Linked DNA regions of Mus musculus: all the other regions are linked to region 2. Evidence: chromatin loops called from intact Hi-C (ENCODE). Cell type or tissue: heart. All regions are shown on one strand.

The links. A loop is a pair of places that touch in the nucleus more often than their neighbours do. Peaks named below come from ENCODE experiments on the same cell type or tissue, not always from the same donor. Only the 100,000 strongest peaks of a DNase experiment are listed, where the experiment ranks them.
Region 1: it touches region 2 in a loop (5-fold over the local background); 3 of 42 quality-filtered maps call a loop at or near these places.
Region 3: it touches region 2 in a loop (3-fold over the local background); 5 of 42 quality-filtered maps call a loop at or near these places.
Region 4: it touches region 2 in a loop (3-fold over the local background); 3 of 42 quality-filtered maps call a loop at or near these places.

The regions. Positions count from the first base shown.
Region 1 is chr17:12,914,414-12,919,413 of GRCm38, reverse strand. It overlaps Mrpl18 (mitochondrial ribosomal protein L18), which reads left to right and starts at 3,323. Exons shown (of 4, transcript NM_026310.3): 1 at 3,323-3,467; 2 at 3,590-3,776. The coding sequence starts at 3,416. Tcp1 (t-complex protein 1) reads right to left here and starts at 3,085. Exons shown (of 12, transcript NM_013686.4): 1 at 2,785-3,085; 2 at 1,531-1,616; 3 at 1,243-1,371; 4 at 1-63. The coding sequence starts at 2,848. In heart, no CTCF peak of the experiment used is centred here; a DNase peak (open chromatin) is centred at 3,123; H3K4me3 peaks cover 3,293 bases; H3K27ac peaks cover 2,105 bases.
Region 2 is chr17:13,007,122-13,012,121 of GRCm38, reverse strand. It overlaps Sod2 (superoxide dismutase 2, mitochondrial), which reads right to left and starts at 4,283. Exons shown (of 5, transcript NM_013671.3): 1 at 4,054-4,283; 2 at 3,736-3,938; 3 at 1,486-1,602. The coding sequence starts at 4,076. In heart, CTCF peaks have their summits at 2,005 and 4,205; DNase peaks (open chromatin) are centred at 3,351 and 4,291; H3K4me3 peaks cover 2,346 bases; H3K27ac peaks cover 1,670 bases.
Region 3 is chr17:12,878,279-12,883,278 of GRCm38, reverse strand. No RefSeq gene overlaps it. Among named protein-coding and RNA genes, the nearest start is that of Mrgprh, 4.7 kb to the right of the region's middle. In heart, CTCF peaks have their summits at 1,891 (motif pointing left) and 2,899 (motif pointing left); a DNase peak (open chromatin) is centred at 2,898; H3K4me3 peaks cover 470 bases; H3K27me3 peaks cover 280 bases.
Region 4 is chr17:12,957,510-12,962,509 of GRCm38, reverse strand. It overlaps Acat2 (acetyl-Coenzyme A acetyltransferase 2), which reads left to right and starts at 1,785. Exons shown (of 9, transcript NM_009338.3): 1 at 1,785-1,901; 2 at 2,381-2,515. The coding sequence starts at 1,847. It also overlaps the pseudogene Gm15946. In heart, no CTCF peak of the experiment used is centred here; DNase peaks (open chromatin) are centred at 1,749 and 2,019; H3K4me3 peaks cover 1,417 bases; H3K27ac peaks cover 1,355 bases.

The sequences.
Region 1 (5,000 bases), 93 kb after region 2:
TGGATGAATTTTCTGTTTGACTAGCTCATCTGCATTTTTCAGAAGCTCCGCTGCAATGATTACCTGTTGATCAAGCATTGCTTTAAATATGCATGGCACTCAATATGCACAACAGGAAAACATGATTATTAAGCAGGTATTATTAATACCACAGTAGACAAGTGAGTAGCAACTCGTTGAAAACACAACATAGAGACCACTAGGAAGTATTCTGTGCCAGGCGTGGTGGCGCATGCCTTTAATCCTAGCACTTGGGAGGTAGAGGCAGGCGGATTTCTGAGTTCGAGGCCAGCCTGGTCTACAAAGTGAGCTCCAGGACAGTCAGGGCTACACAGAGAAATCCTGCCTCAAAAAACCTAAAAGTATTCTATGGAAATGGTCCAAGCTGGAAAAGCCAGAAAATGCTAAAAATCTAATACAGCAGAATTTATATCCATTACATTTACAGACTTACTGCAACAAGAGCTAGATAGCAATCAATGGAAATGACTGGTATCATTCCAGTAATTTCAATAAAATCTTAAGATCATTTAAAATAGAGAACACTGTGAAAAACCAGTTTTCTTAATAATAAAACAAAACAAAATCTCCAAAAAACTTTTCTTCTTTCGAGTGGAATTAAGGTTATTTTTAAGTTACATTGTCTATGAACAAATTAGATAAAGTCCATTTTCACTATTTAAAAACAGATTCAATTCTTTCCTAGTAAAGGGTAAGTCTATAAATACTTTTCCCTCACCATTTATTTTGCCAGGTCTAAAATCTGCCTCACCAAACAGTATTTTACTACTTAAGCAGGCTAACTCACAAAATGTTACACTATTCGCCATGTTTGCTGACTAGCCATTAGCACTATATGGTAGCAAATTAACTTCTGCAAATTTCTATTTTGAATTCCAAAGATTTCTTGTTCACATTTAAAATACAAAAGTATCTATTAAACAACAAAGAAAAAAGTCCAAACCTGGTAACATTTTCTACATGAACATCATCATGGTTAAGTAGGTTTAAATAAGGCTCCAAATTCACGAGACTCCAGTATTTAAAACAAGCTTGTATTTATTTAATCACCTTAAGTTCTTCCCTTACTTAAATTACACAAACTAGTTACAATGGTTAGTTTTCAAAAGTTTGTGAGACTGCCTTAAAAGGTGACTTATTTCTGACCTAGAGTATGACTCTCTCATGGATTCAACTCTAATAAATTGACTATTCTCTAGCCATTTCCTGGTAGCGTCTCACCACTGAGGTAGTTCCATCTCCAACTTCTTTGTCTTGCAGGTCAGCCAGCTCACACAGAACTTTGGCTGCGGGATGTTCTACCTCCAGTAACTTCAGGATGGTGGCACCATCGTTAGTAATGGTTACATCCTAAGAAATATGAAGGAATAAGTGGTCAACACAGAAACCAAGCTCTAGGATGCCATCCATACTCAGGTAAAAACAAAGACTTTACCAAAGATTTTTTTTTGAAATTTAAAACAATGTACTTTTATCAAGGCAAGCAAGAGCAATTAGATATATACTTACACCAATATCATCCACCAACATTTTATCCAAGCCAACTGGCCCAAAAGAACTTTTAACAATGTTGGCAATAGAAGCTGCAGCCATAACTGTAGATGAACAGTGAAAACTAATTAGAACAACACATAAACTATGACACTCAACTACCTATGATTTGCTAAAATCTAAAGTCTGTAATTACTATTTAAAAAAAAAAAAATCAAGCCGGGTGTGGCGGCGCACGCCTTTAATCCCAGCACTCGGGAGGCAGAGGCAGGCAGATTTCTGAGTTCGAGGCCAGCCTGGTCTACAAAGTTGCTTCCAGGACAGCCACAGCTATACAGTGAAACCCTGTGTGTGTGTGTGTGTGTGTGTGTGGGGGGGGGGGGGAATCACTTACTTAAGGACCAGTGAAGGTTAACTATTCTTTTTTCTATTTAGTATTGGTATATCACCGATTGCAAAGATTTTAATGCCTCAAATTATAAGCAATCTTAAGTTCATTCCTTACTACTACACTAGGGGGGAAAAAACCCTTTAAGTTCAGCCTTTCTCTTCAGACTCTGGCAAGTTTAGTAAGAATATTAGATAGTTCACCAGGATAAAGTAGTAGTAATTTCTAAGAGAGTTGTTTAAAAAAAAAAAAAAAGCACAACACAGAACACGGTTCCTGCAAGGGAATGCTTTCAAGAACAAATTCAACCACAGCAAACCACGTGCTTACTCGTATTAAAGTTAACCACGATAAAGGCAGCTAAAAGTATCGCTTAATAACGTTCAGTTTGCATTCCGTTACGTTTTACTGGGGGAGCAGCTGTCACCTGCAGATTCTGGGCATCCAAGAACCAGACCAGGGAAGGGAAGCAACGCAAAAGCCACCTAGATTCTATGAGCATCTTCTCAAGGGCCAATGGAACCGGTGAAAGCTACTCTTTTCTGGCTATGTCAGAGGTGCTCCAACCGGCTTGGAACCCAACAAAGGAGCAGAGGGGAGTGGCGGAGAAGTCTATCTGGAGCTCCTCTACTAGGTATTGGGGCACGGACGCCCACACCCATCTTGAACGCCTCCCCCAACCGTGTGCATTCTCGAACATTCTTCCCTTACACGGTAGGGCGCAATGGCGCCGAGCCGGCCGCTAGTGAGGGCGGATCCGGGATGGCTGGGCTTCTCCTGAAGGAACTTCACTGGGCCCGGCGGACAGCCCCGGCCTACGGACTGCGGCTGGGCTTCGGCCTGCGCCGCCGCGAGCTGGACCCTTACCATTCTCTCGCCCTTACCATTCTGGGAGCGGACCGCCTCCCCAGTGCTGCGGTCCCCGAACACGGACAAAGGACCCTCCATCTTCAGGAAACGAAGCAAAGCTCACTACGGCCGCAGACAACCGATAGCTCCGCTCTGAGACCGTTTAACGGCCACCACGGCGGGGACCACGGCGTGGAAAGGCCCGAGCGATGCCGCGGGGCCTGCTGGGTAACACGCCCTGCGCGCTCTCCACGCTCCACCAACCGCAAGGTCTGCCGGGAAAGCGGTAGGGATTGACAGACGAGGGCTGGGCGGGGCGAAAAACTGAAAACGCCGGAAGTAGGGGGCTGCGGGACGCTGGGTCAACTAGAGACAGTAGAAGAAAGGCGCGAAAGTGGAAAACGGAAGTCAGGCTCTTGGCCACGGCTAGCGTGTCCCGCCCTCCGCCTCAACGTCTGCGGTGATTGGTGAGCCAGGGATACCGATCGCTCACTCGGCCACTCAGCACCAGGGAGCTTGTTAGTTCCGGGTCCTTGAGACACCGAGGTACTGCCGGCCCTTGTAGCTTTACCCACAGTTAACATGGCTGCGACTAGTTGTTCCCCGAGACGACCCTGAGCAAAGGAAGATAGGGCACTGTGTGACTTTGCCCAGGTCCCGTCAGCCATGGCGCTTCGGCCGCGGTTCTGGAAATGTCTGTCAGTTTGCAGGAAACTGGGTAACTAATCTCGCCCCACCTCCTTGCCTGCGCTCTGTGCACAGTACGTGTGCATTTGCAAATGCGATTTTGTACCTGATGTGGGAAAGTGAAAGATGCATGTGATCTTTTTCATTTTCTAGAGTGTGGGTTCGCAGCCCTCTCAACCAGTTCCGTGCCGGCCGTGCAGCCCGACGTGGAGAGTAAGGAAAACGAAGCGGTGGCCCCGGAGTTCACCAACCGGAACCCTCGGAATCTGGAGCTCTTAGGGGTAGCTCGGAAAGAACGGGGCTGGGCTACCGTGTGGCCTAACCGTGAGTTCTGGCACAGGTAATTAAAGTCGGCTTGTGACTGACTAAGCTGTGCTTAGCACCTTACCAATTTCACCAATCCCCTGACTGATCCTGCCAGGTAAGCCTCGGGATGTGTCAGGAAGATGACATGTGGGTAGAAAGCGACCTTGGAGCAAGCAACTAGTTAGTTGCCTTGAAGAAAACTTAAACGGTAATTTGAGAATAAGCGGCTATGTCCTGAGGCCTCTCTGAAGGTGACATGTCAAAAAGCTGAGATCTAAAGGACAGGAAGCCGCGAAATCATTTGCCATGAAGGCTATTCTAGCAAAGGAGGCTAGGAGGCTGGGATTGAGTGTCTGGAACTGACAGGCCTGTGTACCTACCTGTTCAGTAAGTAAAGGTGTGTGTGTGTAAGCTGTTACAGAATAGAGTGCTAAGTAGAATTAGTTATTAGCGTGCACATTAGGGTAAAGTTTGAGCCTTAATGATTTTTTAATGGGGGGAATAAAGGTTAAAAGTTCATTAATAGAAACATTTTATGAAATACATTTTAAAATTTGTATTCATTTAAAGCACTTACTGAGTTCACTGAGGACCCAGGCAGCTTACAATGGTCTGTAATTCCAGTTCCCAGGGATCTGACACCCTCTTCTGACCTTGGCACACAGCGATACATTCCCAAAAATAATCATACACATGGAAATAAATGTTAAATTTTATTTTGGGAGAACTACGCAGTTTAGATGAGTACCTTCATCACACAAAGCAAGTGCTTTACCTCTGAACTGCACTCCCCAGCCCCAAGATGGCTACTAACTGAAAGCATTGGATTTACAAGCAGTTATGCTAGATGCTTTAAATGTATGTCTTTTTTTTTTTTTTTTTTTTTTGGCTGGCCTCAAACTCAGAAATCCACCTGCCTCTGCCTCCCGAGTGCTGGGATTAAAGTCATGCGCCACCACGCCCGGCTGTATGTCTTTTTTTTTTTTTTTTTTTTAATTTAACTTTTTTTTTTTTTAAGACTTATTTATTTTGTGTATGGGTATACACTGTCTCTGTTTTCAGACATACCAGAAGAGGGCATCGGATCCCATTACAGATGGTTGTGAGCCACCATGTGGTTGCTGGGAATTGAACTCAGGACCTCTAGAAGAGCAGTCAGTGCTCTTAACCGCCGAGCCATCTCTCCAGCTCTTAATTCAACTATTTAAACTACATTATTATCATTGTAGGGGTTATCTTTTTACGGTGGTTATTATTT
Region 2 (5,000 bases):
CCCTCACCTCCCTAAATAGAAGATAACTAAAGCCACACAGGAAGTCAGAGGAACCATGGCGGCCATATAACTATCTAACGTCTTACAGAAAATATATTAGTGTACAGAGTGGCTAAAGAGTAGAGAGTTTGGTTTGTTGCTGTTGTTTTCATTTTGGTGTTTTGTTTTGCTTTTTAGGATTTCCTTTTATTTATTTTATATATATGACTACACTGTCACTGTCTTCAGACACACCAGAAGAGGGCATCAGATCCCATTACAGATGGTTGTGATCCACCATGTGGTTGCTGGGAATTGAACTCAGGACCTCTAGAAGAGTAGTCAATGTTTTTTGTTTTTTTTTTTTTTTGGTTTTTCAAGACTGGGTTTCTCTGTGTAGTCAATGCTCTTAACTACTGAACCATCTCTCCACCCCGAGGATTTGTTTTTGTTTAAAGACAAGTAAACTGTCTCTTCATTGCACAAAGTTTTTCTTTTTGTTGTTTTTGTTTTTATTTTCATAAAAAACTTGTTTTACTGGGGCAAGTGAGTTCTTCACATTAGAAATAATAATCAAAAGCACTACTCTAAGCACTTTACATATAACACTGAAAGCAGCCCCATAATTACTCCTGTATCCCATGGATGGCTACGTGACTACGTGTCTTCTTTCCCAGGGTCCAGAGCCAGCAGTGGAAAGGTCATAGTCTCTAAATACGAGGTTTGCCCAGGTTTTCCTTAACACTTATCCTAGCAGTGGGCAGTGCATGCAGCATTTTGTGTGTGTGTGTGTGTGTGTGTGAGAGAGAGAGAGACACCTCCCTGAACACACACACACACACAGAGAGAGAGAGAGAGAGAGAGAGAGAGACCTCCCTGAACACATTCTCTATTCCTCCCTTTGAAACTTAAGAACGTGTTACAACCTGACTGTAAAAAAAAAAAAAACACCAATATGAGAACTCAGGTAATAAGAAAACGCAAAGTCCTCTGGAGGCAGTCAATAGGTACATACTTTGGCATAGAGAAAATACTGAGTTCAGTCCCTAGAATAAAAAGAAGAAAGTCACCTCCACACACAGATATATATATATACACATAATAAAAATTATATAATAAACTGCCTCAAAAAAATAAACAAATTTATAAAGACTGTCTACATACTGATTTCCAAGAACTACACAGTAAAACTCTTGTAAAAGAAAATTTTAAAAGTTAAGAAAGAGAGGGGGAAAAAACCAACAATCGGGGCTAGTGAGATGGCTCAGCGGTTAAAAGCACTGACTGCTCTTCCAAAGGTCCCGAGTTCAAATCCCAGCAACCACATGGTGGCTCACAACCACCCGTAATGAGATCTGACGCCCTCTCCTGGTGTGTCTGAAGACAGCTACAGTGTAGTTGCATATAATAACGTACATATAATAAATAAATAAATCTTAAAAAAAGAAAAAACATCAATCATTCCTACTGTCCACCAAATATGAAGCTGTAGCAGCTTATACCAACCTTTGGGTTCTCCACCACCCTTAGGGCTCAGGTTTGTCCAGAAAATGGTGTGATTAATATGTCCCCCACCATTGAACTTCAGTGCAGGCTGAAGAGCGACCTGAGTTGTAACATCTCCTGAAATATAAAATAAGCACCTTTAAAAAAACCTGTCCTCAGCCAGGCAAACCAAGCCACAGTTTTCTTATTCTTGACAACATTCACTAAACAAACAAAGCTCTGGCTCCACAGAAGGATTACAATCAAGATGTCTGGACAACATTAAGAAGAAAGTTTTCTAGATGCCAGATGTCACCTTAAAGGAAATGCTTTCCCAACTGGGCTATTCCCCTGCTTCACTATTACCACATCCTCCCCAGATCTGCAATTTCCAAAAATCCCAGTCTCTTCCCGTATTTAAGATTTGTGTGATTTGCTTATTGCAAGTAAAATTTCCAGAATGTGGTAATATTTCCCTCTCTTGGATTGGCCACTTACACAATTATGTTGAAATACTATACTTCTCCACTAGATGCCCCTCGTCAGCCAGATGTCACTAACATTTTACTCAACCAATTTCCCAGATAAAAGTACATTTAAGAAAAGGTGACTCAGCAGTTAAAAGCAATGACAGCTCTTCCAAAGGTCCAGCAACCACATGGTGGCTCACAACCATCCTTAATGACATCTGACGCCCTCTCCTGGTGTGTCTGAAGACAGCTACAGTGTACTTACATATAAAAATAAATAACAAATAAATCTAAAAAAAAAGAAAAAAGAATTTTACTATCTGGTTTTTCAAGCAATATGACTAACATAGAGACATGACTACAAATTAATTCTCCTTGTAAAAAACAATAGATTAAAAAGACTATTTTGTTAAATACTATTTTGTTTAGCCATTAAAACAATATTCCCAGGGGCTGGTGAGATGGCTCAGTGGTTAAGAGAACTGACTGCTCTTCTGGAGGTCCTGAGTTCAAATCCCAGCAACCACATGGTGGTTCACAACTATCTATCTGTAAAGAGATCTGATGTCCTCTTCTGGTGTATCTGAAGACAGCTACAGTGTACTTACGCCCTCTGTCTGAAGACAGTTACAGTATATGTAATAATAATAAATAATAATAAAAATATAATAATAAATAAATCTTCCAAAAAAATTCCCAGAAATTGTGGTTGACTCAACAGGTAAAACACAAAAAGGCTCTTGCCAGGAAAACCTGACACCCTGACTTGAATTGACAATCTGAGCTTAGTTTCTGGATACCACAGTGGAAGGAGAGAACCAATGCCCTAGGTTATCCTCTAACCTCCACTGGCTCCGTGTGTCAGCACGAATCCATTCACACACACACACACACACACACACACACACACACACACAGAGGTTTTTTAATACTATAGCATTCCCATATACATCATCTAGGGGTGCAAACACAGAACTCTGCACTATGGATTTTGTTGGCTGAGCGCTTAAAAATATAGGTAAATAAATAAGCTTGCCTACTGTTCCATTCAGTGACAGATACTCAGTTTCTCACAAAATAGCTATTTTTCTTGTGAACTTTGACCCCAAAAGTACCAAGTCTAGCCTGTTCTGCAGCTAAGTGCTCGTTCCTGTCTTTTCCTCCCCCCCCCCCCAAGGGTAAAGAGTGTGAAACAGGATGTCCAGAGATATCCAAGGGGTCAGGGAGTCCCAGCCCTAGACTGAACTAATCCTATTGTTGTCCACAACGGTGACAATAATCACAACTCGGACTGCAGTCTTCTGATGCCACTTCAGACCCTCTCCTGCACCTGCTGCCAGGCCACCAATATCGCTTGCTCTCAGCAAAACCCCAGCCACTTCTAGCCCCAACCACCCTCTCACCCAAGGGCACCTGGCTGACCCAGCTCGGGCACTCTCAACCCTCCTGCAAATGGCTGCCAAGGCTACCTGAAAAATAAGCAAAACAAACTCTCCTGAAGCCACGTTATATAACAACCGCATATTTTAAATATTCATATGCAAAACAAAAACTAAATATTCATTACGCAAAAAGGAGCAGCGTCCGAGAGCTGTCTTTAAAGGACCACCACCAATGCTAGCTAGCAACACGGGTGACAAAAAAGGACACAACAGTAAGGTCCGTCAAGTACTTTCGTGAGGTCCTGTGTTTTCCGGGATAGGAAAGGACGTTTATGCGAACCAACGGAGGTATTCCCCGGCATCGAAACAGACCTCCGTCCGGCCACCGGGATCCTCGTGTGCAGGGGCCCCGCACCTACCCTTGGCCAGAGCCTCGTGGTACTTCTCCTCGGTGGCGTTGAGATTGTTCACGTAGGCCGCGTGGTGCTTGCTGTGGTGCAGCTGCATGATCTGCGCGTTAATGTGTGGCTCCAGCGCGCCATAGTCGTAAGGCAGGTCTGGGAGGCTGTGCTTGTGCCGGGAGCCCGCGGCACCGGCCACAGGGCCCAGCCTCCTGCCCGTGCTGAGAGGAACAGAGAGGACGGCGGGTCACGCCACTGACACGGCGAGCCAGCCACGCCCGCCGCCCCGAGACCCACCCGTAGGGGACGCCGAGGCCCCGGGGCCCTGCCGCTCACCTGCACGCCGCCCGACACAACATTATTGAGGTTTACACGACCGCTGCTCTCCTCAGAACACGGCCGTTCGCTCGCAGGCGCGCGTCTGCTAGGCAGCGTCCGCCCGGCGTCCGCAAGGACACAGCGAAGCGGTGACCCTGCCCGCAGCGCCCATCAGCGGAGGGGAGGACGGCGACACGGACGGCCCGGCGCATAACGGAGCGGCATCCTGGGAAGGCAACGTCTCCCCTGTGCCAAATTGGTAGAGGCCGCGTGCTTGCTACAGCCACGCCCCCACCATCGGCCTTGGCCCCGCCCCGCCTCGGGGAACCCCGTCCGCCCCGCGGTGTGGCTCCGCCCCTCCTCGGGCCGCCCTGTCCAGCTCTGGCTGTGAGCTGCAAAGCTTCCACTCTATTTCTACTCCTGCTTCTGGGAAACCCTGGAGACTTTCCTCCGGAAAGCCAAGGCTCTGCTGCTGGTCAGAATTATGGAGTAATCAGGGCCCCTCTGACCCAGTTAATTTATGCCCGGAGTGACCTTCCCTGGGGCCTAACCTGACATTAAATCACGTCGCAGGTTTGCGTGTGTTCATCTTTGTTGCCCCTGAGACTGGGGTTGCGGACTCCGGGTGCAGCTTGCCAGTTAACTAGTAAGAGTCCGGATTAGAAGGCGAGGTTCATCTTTCTTGATTAAACTCTGCAACATTCAGTGACTTCAAAAACCAACCCACTCGACCAAATGTAAAAGGACATTGTTTCCCTTTGTGGACTTATTAGTCTAAGAAGCAGTGGCTATCAAATGTTTCCATAACAATTATACAGCTTTCCTCTTCTACTTAATGGGTTTATGTCTTCCCTGATTAGAAAACACTAAGAAAGCAGAAGGCAGTTGGCTGAGTAGTTCCCGGTGGTTTTTTCCCACCCCCTTTGCAGGCCTCCTAAGGATGACAGGGCTTAGGGTAAGGGGAA
Region 3 (5,000 bases), 130 kb after region 2:
GGAAGATCGGGAATTAAAGGCCATCTTCCACTACTTGCCGAGTTCAAGACCAACCTGAGTTTCTTGTCTCAGGAAAGCTAAGAACTATTAGTCCCAGCCCTAGGGTGGCCTGGTTCTCAAAGTGAGTTTTGAAGCCAGCTAGGGCTAAATAGTGAAACCCTGCCTTAATAATCATAATCATAATAAATAAAAAGGTAAAAACTAAAGTGTTATTTTAAATAACCACTCAATTTTGATCTTCCTAGCAAGCAGGGGCTGTCAGCTGTCTCTTCCTTGTTGTACGGACAATTGCTTGAGGAAGTGTCCATGTCCAGGTGTGCTCCAGACTTACCTGGGGAGCGAGCGTCCAGCATGTGAGGAGCAGGTCCCTGACACCGCCACTCCCACAGTCAGGAACTCACCCTGCCCCTGGTACCTCCCTTGTGTGCCCGAGCTCCAATAATTTTTGGAACTTAGCCTGGAAAGGCAGCCCCCCAATTCCAGAATAGTCCAAGTATGTTGACTTTGGGCAAGGGCAAGAAGACTCCTGTGGACGCACGCCTGCTAAGGTCAACTCTCTTTTCTACTGCCTGGAGGCAGGGAAAGCACCCAGGAGCAGTGCTGGCTCACTTTGATTTTATCTTTTTATCAAGTGGGCAAGGGTGGAACAAGCAAGAGCTTTGACAGCTGGACTGTGGAAGAGCCCCTGTGTTTCCTCCTTAACTAAGTAAGGCCAGTCAGCTGCAGCAAAGGCTAAGGATACCAATGTCCAATGCTTCAGAATGGCATTGGTTGGTTGTTTTTTTTTTTTTTTTTAAGATTTATTTATTATTATATCTAAGTACACTGTAGTTGTCTTCAGACACACCAGAAGAGGGCGTCCAATTTCCGATCTCTTTACAGATGGTTGTGAGCCACCATGTGGTTGCTGGAATTTGAACTCAGGACCTTCGGAAAAGCAGTCAGTGCTCTTAACCTCTGAGCCATTTTTCCAGCCCTGTTTATTTGTTTTTATGGTTTTCCTAGACAGGGTTTCTCCGTGTAATGCTGACTGTCCTAGAACTCACTCTGTAAAACAAGCTGGCCTCAAACTCATAGAGATCTGTCTGCCTCTGCCTCTGTGGGGCTAAAGGTGTGCACCATCACGATGTTTAGGCTATTTGTTTTACAGATCTAATTTTTATTGTTTTAATTATATGTGGCGCGTGTGTGTGTGTGTGTGTGTATGTGTGTGTGTGTGTGTGTGTGTGTGTGTGTGTGTGTCTGTCTGTCTGTCTGTCTGTCTGTCTGTCTGCATGGGGTATGAGCATGTGAGCTCACATGCCCATGAAGAGAGGACAAACGCATTGAATCCCTCTGGAGCTGGTGTTATAGGCACCTGACTCAGGTCCTCTAGAAGAAATGTACTTCTTGGACGTCTGAAACTTTCTAGAGTTGATGAGAGATGGAACACAGGCCTTGGCCTCAGGGATTGAGCAGCTTAGAGCAGTGGTTCTCATGACCCGTTCACATGGGACCCTTTCACATGGGTCTCCTTAAGACCACTGGAAATATCATATTTTACATTATGATTAATTAACAGTAGCATAATTGCAGTTAGGAAGTTGCAATGAACATAATTTTATGGTTGGGGAGGGAGGGTTACCACAACATGAGGAACTGTATTAAAGGGTTGTAGCGTTAGGAAGTTTGGGAACCACTGGCCTAGAGGCTGAGGGGACCCAGAAAAGCACACAGGTTTACTGGGCACTTTTCCTAGCATCTTGGACAAAGCCACAGACAGTGCATGCTCAATGAGTGTTTATGGGCCGGAGAAATGGTTCAGAAATTAAGAACACTGGCTGTTCTTCCAGAGGTCCTGAGTTCAATTCCCATGGTGTCTCATAATCATCTATGTGATCTGGTGCCCTCTTCTGGCAAGTAGGCATACATGTGGGCAGAACATTATATACATAATAAATAAATCTTCACAACTTTTAAATATATTTTTATTAAATTTATTTACTTTATGTATGTGAGTACACTGTGGCTGTACAGATGGTTGTGAGCCTTCATGTGGTTGTTGGGAATTGAATTTTTAGGACCCCTGCTTGCCCCAGTCGTCCCAGCTCCCTCTGGCCAACTCCACTCTCTCTGGCCCAAAGATTTATTATTGTACGTAAGTACACTATAGTTGTCTTCAGACACACCAAAAGAGGGTGTCAGATCTCATTATGGGTGGTTGTGAGCCACCATGTGATTGCTGGGATTTGAACTCAGAAACTTTGGAAGAGCAGTCAGTGCTCTTACCCGCTGAGCCATCTCACCAGCCCCTTCACAACTTTTTATAAGTGAATTTACATTGTTTATAAGTGAATACACAATAACAGTATTCTAATAGTGTTTATAACGGACTAAATGATAACAGTGTTCTAATATCTCCTTTTATATAGGATCAAAGACATTTGATGATTGAATTCTGCTGTTTAATTTTTAAATACGTATTTATTTGTGCGTGGGGAGTGTGCACACATTCCACAGCACACGTGTGGAGGTTAGAGGACAACTTGCAAAGGTTGGTTCTCTGTTCCCACCATGTGGAATCCAACTCAGGTCATCAGACTTAGCACCTTTACCCACTGAGCCAGCAGGGCTGCAGCTATAAAGTGCACTAATACAGAGAGAAACATATATTTGAGGCAGACATTTGGTGTTTCTCCGATCCCCAGTGATACAGAATAGGAAAGTTTCATTGCCCTGAATTAACACGGAATGAAGATCAGAGTCCATGAAGCCTCCAGATCCTGCACGATTTACCCCCTCTTTCAAAGAGCCTCCTTCAGTTCTCAGGGAAGCTTATGAAGGCTTCTGTTTGCTTGAAATTACTTAAAACTCCTGGCTCTGAAGTAGTTCTCTAACGCAGAACGAGCGACCCCTGGAGGTTGAAATAGGTAACTGACTTCGACCCGGGCTGAGTGTAAGGAAATGCTCAACCCAGCGAGCTGCTCTCTGGCATTGCTTTAGAGGGAGGCGGGTCGTAATTTGTTTCTTGGCTTTTTGACATTAAAAACAAAAAAAGAGAAAAATGCGAGGCTATCGGTGTCACTCTCGTGGTCTCACAGGATTTCGCAGTTACATTCCTTTCAAGGGGAAGGTCACTGTGACAGTCCCTGACAGCGTTTCTCAGAGCCAAGCAAATACACCCCATCCAAGAAGCGCACGTTTTTGAAGCAAAGTGTCCGTCAAGGAAGGAACGATGTTTTCTGACTTCTGGCTCCGAAGCCTCTGAAGCCGCCTAGCATCCCGCCAGCGTCAGGTCTCAGCCTGCTGGTGATTGCAAGAACTTTCTCACACTTTCATGTTTGATGAGGACGTGAGGTTGTATTCCCAGTGAGAGTTAATGACAAGACATCCTCCTAACTCAGCAGCAGGGTCAAAGGAAAGGTCCGCTTCCCTTCCCGGATCGAAACTCAACAAACCAGACCCATTTCAGGATGGAGTGAGCTGGGCGCCACAAAGATAGAGGCTCTATGATGTCTGAAGAGACCCCTCTCACCAATGTCACACTCGGGCTAGGATCATGGATCAGGACTGAGTGCTTGCTTAGCAGATGGTTTGTTCCTCCAGCACCGCACATATATATACATACAGCAATTTATTTTCAGCTTTGCCATGTGTATCAGCTAAAACGACATTCAGATATTTTATTTTATTATTTATTTTGAGACAGGATCTCATCAGGTTGCCCAGAATGGCATCAAACTCACAGGAATCCTCCCGCGTTTTCATGATGGATATTAATGGATGCTTCCATGGGCTCCATTTTTGGTGATGACTGAGGCCACTAAGTTCAAACACTTGTTTCTATGGGTCATTTTTGCCTGTTTACAGTGGGATTATAAACCACCCACCATTTAACCTTCTACCCACTTATCTATTGGTATCCACCATTTTTATTCTCAGTTTAGTCGAGCATTCCATATGTTAAGGGGTATTACCCCGCTGTCATGTTTATTTAAAAACCATTTTCTAATTCATGATTCTTTATAGATGGAACTTCTCATCATAGATGGGGGAGACCCAAAGCCACCGAGTGCTAGAGCATTCAGTATGATCTCTCATCTTGTTGGGTTTACATTTAAGGACTTATTTTATGAAATCCAGTCGCATTCTGGACTTATTCTCCCAGTAAGAAAATGACTGGATGAGCAAAATCTGTTAACAGTGCTGGGAAGAAGTTGGGCCCAACCTTAAAATAGCACGGTCCATCCACAGCGCCTTGGGACTGCCGAGGAATATTTTCTTTGCAATAAAAAAAGAACACACTCCATTTCAGAAGTCTCAGAAGCAGCATTTCCAATGAGCTGCTCAGCAAAGAGCCGAGGAATGAAGAAATGATGTGGTATTAGCTGTATGCCGAGACAGCTGAGGGAGAACACGGGTCTGCTTTGTCCACATTTTGTGAGAAAAATGCATTGTGAATTGTTCCTAGGCATGCAAGCAGCTCATATTTAAGCAAAAGGGAGAAGGAGTGGGGAGGAGCGAAAGATAAGAAGCTAGGGATGCTGGAACTGCAAAACCAGCTCTCAGGAGCCTGAGGCAGTAACATTGAGAGTTGGAGGCCAGGCTGAAATAGATAGTAAGACCTTGTCTCAAAAAAAAAAAAAAAAAAAAAAAAAGGATAGAAGAAAACCAGAGAAAGTGAAAATGTTCATGCCCAAGCCAAGCTTCTCTCAGCCTTGTGGAGGCCCCCTCTAATTCTTACAGGATGATATCTTTAAAGGACTCGTGGGATGTCCCATCCCCCTCTCAACTGGTCCCGTGATGAGTTCTCAAGGTGTGGTAGCGAAGATGCTTTGTAAGGTAGCTTGGATGTCCCTTGTATGGACTAACATGTTTCCCTCTGATGCATCCAGAGCACAGGCTAGAGGAGGCCAATGGAGAGGAACTTGAGAAGTAGTGACAACAACCATATACACAGTTTATAGTACCTCTCAAAGACTACCCTGGGTATTAGGGTCTCAAGGACGGATGGATTTGAA
Region 4 (5,000 bases), 50 kb after region 2:
GTTAACGAAGATAAGATTAGGAATAAGAGCCAAGGCAGGATTTAGGAAGGCTTCCTGGAGGAAGTGAAGCCTAAGCGGAGGTCCAGAGATTTCTAGCTTAGCTAACAGAGCCTCACACCACTCACTGAGACGTTCTTCAGTCAAAAGAAATAAGCTGAAGAGGTAAACACGAGTTTGGGTTAGATGTCATAAGTTGTTTTTTATAGAAAGTTTAAATTGAGAGAGCCAGTCTGCTCACAGGCAACAAAATTAAAAGAAGGATTCCAGAGTTGTCAGCATAATGGGGGTAACTGACAGGATGGGGTGGACATGCTGTGGCATGTTGGGTGAGGGGCAGTGAGAGTAAGGCCACAAAGGGAACTGAAGAGTGGCCAGAGTAGTGGGAAAACAGAGGGCTAGGGAGGTGACACAGTGGTGATGAGCACTACTGCTCCTGCAGAGAACAGGGTTTGGTAGCTAGCACCCATATGATAGCTCACGACTGTCTGCAATTCCAGTTCCTGGGGTCCAGCATCCTCTGCTTGCCTCTGCAGACACTAGGCTCACATGCAAGGATGCATACATGCATGCAAGCAAAGACACATAAAAATAAATTATTAAGCCAGGCGTGGTGGCGCACGCCTTTAATCCCAGCACTCAGGAGGCAGAGGCAGGCAGATTTCTGAGTTTGAGGCCAGCCTGGTCTACAAAGTGAGTTCCAGGACAGCCAGGGCTATACAGAGAAACCCTGTCACGAAAAACCAAAAAGAAGAAGAAGAAGGAGGAGGAGGAGGAGGAGGAGGAGGAGGAGGAGGAGGAGGAGGAGGAGGAGGAGGAGGAGGAAACCATGGGAAGTCCCTTGCATTTCTTGGACCCTTGAGGAAACAGAGGACATAATCTAGAATTTAGCCTCATCTCTAGAACCTACTTTGATCCATCCACCTCTCTCAAAATACTATTTTTTTCAGGTTGCTTTACATTTCAGGAGGATATCCCAGCTTACCGGGTTGTTGTTGTTAGGTTTGTTTTCCTTTCCTACAATCTGTGGCGCAGTTCTCTTACTTCACTGTCCACTGTCCCCACTGAGGGCAAGACTTGCCTAGAAAGCCTTTCCTTCCACCACAGGATTCTGCTTTCCTAAACAGATGGCATTCTCTGTAGACCAGCAAGCTGCAGAAGCAAACCAGGATGACTCTCCTTTCAAAACACTGGGGACACTGCAGGTGACCTGTGATAGTGCTAGGGCTGGGACTGGGGGGTGGCCAGAGGGAGCCTGCAAAAGGCATGAGAATGACACAAGGCAGAGAGGTAAGTAGAGTCTGGCAGATTCTGTCTTTGGCTGAATAATAAGTCCGAGAGGATTGGACAGTAGAGATCCACTGCCCTAAGGATCTCTGTTAGCAAGGAGGCTACCCACTCAGAAGCTGTCAGCGCTGAGAAGAACCTTCAGAAGAAACGGGAGATGCCTATGTAGGAAAGGTTAGGCTAGGTTCCAGTGTCACCTGGAGGAAAGCCTTACCCTTGGACCCGACTCCACCTATGACCCCTAGACCGTCTGCACACCGCATCGCTCTTCGACACCCCTAGGCTGTCTACCTCCAACCCAACATCCCTGGATCCTCCACACCCCACCCTAACCCGACACACCTAGGTTGGGTAGACACCATCTACCCCATACCAAACCAAAGAGTCTCCATCTTACACAATTCTGGGACTTAGCCCTACCAGCTTCCTGCGCAGGCGTGAGGAGGCGTGGCGTGGAGGCCATAGCTCCGCCCCCCCCAGCACAGCCTGTCAGGCTGGAGGAAGTTTTACCTCAGTCGCAGACAGGACAAGGCTGAGAGCTAGCAGAGACCAGAGCGACAAGATGAATGCGGGCTCAGACCCCGTGGTCATCGTCTCAGCGGCGCGCACCGCTATAGGTGAGTGTCCCGCGAGGTCACTTCAGCCTGTGACCCTCCTTCCCGACATGATCGCGGAGACTCGGGCTCTCGTGACGGGGAGGGGGCGGCCGGCCACAGACTCCACAGCTCGCGGTGCCCCGCGCCTTGCCCGCGGACCCGCCCCTCGTGCTGCGATTGGCTCCTCGCAGTAGAGCCACCGCTCTGCCAGGCTCACCTATTAGATAACGTTGGGACGCGCTCTCTCTCCTGATCGCTGATTGGTCTGTTCGGCGGTGCACCATTGATCACGCTGTGGTGTCGGGGGCCCGAGAGATGGTGGTCTGAGCTGCTCCTCCAGGCAGGCCTTGGCTTTGGCATTGTTCTGGAAGTCACCATCGCCTTTGCCCGCCTCGGCTCCAGCCGTTTTTATTTGGAATGCATGTGACCCCTTCTCCCCCTCGGTGGTCCTCAGTGTGCTCTTGGTTCAGATTCCTTCCCTCTTCCCCATTCCATTGTAGGCTCCTTCAATGGTGCCCTGTCCACCGTGCCTGTCCACGAAATGGGGACAACTGTCATCAAAGAAGTCCTGCAGAGGGCCAAGGTGGCTCCAGAAGAGGTGTCCGAGGTCATATTTGGACATGTCTTGACGGCAGGTAACTCCTCAGTAGCCCAGGACAGATCTGGTTCACTAGAAACAGCATTTATTTATATGTGTGTGTGTGCGCGCACACACACCACCACCACCATACATTGCTTTGCTTGGAGTTCTCTCTGCTAGGATTCTTTCTGTCCCTCCTCCTTCCTCTGGCTGAAGTCACAGCTCCTTTACAAGCCTTTTCGGTGAGTGATCTTAGACCACGGGACTGTATCGCCTTTGCATTGTTAGAAGCACAGCAAAGTATTCACAGTCCTCCACATACCCCTAACATGTCACACAGTCAATAAAAGTGTGTGGGCCTGGCACTGTGCCACAGCTGCGAGTGGGGCTGCAGCAGAGCAGCTCTACCCTGGTCCACTTTGTCAGGAGATCAGCTGTCCCTCACTCCAGGGGACTGTCCGGAGGAAGGCAGGAGAGTCTAAGAATGCTTCATCATAGCTCTGATTCCTGCTGGGCTTGGAGATCAGTGACTACTGATGTTGATGATTGGTTTGGGGCCTGGGTGTATAGCTCAGTGGTGAAGTGTGTGGTTAGCATGCATGTGGTCATGAGTTCCCACTCCTGCCCTGCCCTGTGCTCCCTCAGCACACATTTGAATCAACTGTAGAGAAAATTGTTAATATTCAATACCAAGTTCTGCTCTTACTCTGTCTGAGACCATTTGTATGTGTGCCAGTTGAATATTGTTTTTTGAAACATTTGGGGCTAGAATTGTTTTGACATCAGATCCCCACCTCCTAGATTATGCAACATCTGTATATATATATATATATATATATATAAAGGATCATTGTTAGAGAACTTGGTGTCACAATCTTTATCTCAAGAAACCACGTTCAGCTAGTTGTCCTTCATATTCTAGGTGGAACAGCAAAATGGATAGTAGAAAAGGGAGCTTTATTTAATTTGGTTAAATTGGGAGGAGATCCAAGTATCCTCCTCAGGTCCATCTTCATACTCCAGAAGTGAGATTAAACTTTAAATAGACAGCTGGAGATTCGCACTTCTAAACAGTCAGGTCATGTTATGGCCCCACCCCCTGCATTGACCCATTGTCTGGGTCTCTATAGCAGGGTGGTCTGGCAAGTCCTCAGAGTGTGTGGAATCTTTTTCCCTGGAAGGAAAGATCTCCTTTGCCTTGTACCAGGCTTCAACTTGTTCCTTCTCCCAGCATGTGATTCCAGTCTTTGAGGAGTTCATTGTTTCAGTCGTCTGAAAGAGCAAAGAAGCCAAGTGTCTCTAAGAAGTATCATCATCTTTTAGAGAGTAAAGAGATTGCTCAGCTCTAAGGAGCACTTACTGTTCTTATAAAGGGCCCAAATTTGTTTCCTGGCACCCTCTTGGATTCTTACAGCCTTCTTCACTCTTCCAGGAATCCAGAATCTAGCACCCTCTTCTAGCCTCCATAAGTACCAGGCACCCTCAAACATACATACATACATACATTCATTCACGAAAAACATTCATACAAGTAAATATATATATAATATCACCAGACTGTGGTAGTACACACCTTTATTCCCAGCACCCAGGAGACAGAGGCAGGTGGATCTCAGTGAATTCAAGGCCAGCCTGGTCTACCGAGCAAGTTTCCTGGACGGCCAGAGCTGCGTGAGAACCCTGTCTTGGGAGGAAAAGAAAAAATATATATATGATCTTCATCTTCATCCCTGTAAGGATGTTTATGTCCTGGCTGGAGCCCAATTCTGAGTAGAAATTAAATCCTGATCATCGTTTGTAGCCCACTGCTGGACAGTGGTGGTCATGTCGTAGCGTCTCAGCGTTCACAAGTTGTACATTGCCTCGCTTGCTGATCTATAAATGTAACCTCACCACTCTGTAGACCAGGCTGGCCTCGGACTCGGAAATCCACCTGCCTCTGCCTCCTGAGTGCTGGGATTAAAGGCGTGCGCCAACACGCCCTGCATAGCAATATCTCTAATGAATAGTATCTTCTTAGTTTAATTTTAAAGTTTTGAGTTTTTTTACTTTTTAATTTCTGAGACATGAGAGGCTACCTTTCAACATATGCGATCCTTGAAGCAAACCCGTTACCTTTAACTCCTGAATCGCTGGGTTACAGTCAGGAGCCACTACTCTCAGACAGAACGTTGTTTGATGCCCTGGCCTGTCTTAACTCAGATCCTCCTACTGCTTCCTCGTTAGGGCGAAGCATTGAGGAGATGAATCATTTTATGTGCTTTTCACTTCTAAACCAACTTCAGATTAATGGCACTATTAATATAGTTGCTAAGTTCTGACGGTGTCCCATTGGTACTTCTCTAACAGGCATACTAAGGGAAGGATATGTAGATGTGTGTGTACCTGGAACTTGCAAAGGAGAAAGCCACTCTTTGTCATTATTACAGTGTGATTAATAGCATTTCAGAATTTTTGACTCAATTATTTTTCTGCTACTTTTAAGAAGTGGAATTTTTGTTTGTTTGTTTGTTTGTTTGTGTTGGCATCTGAAGGAAATC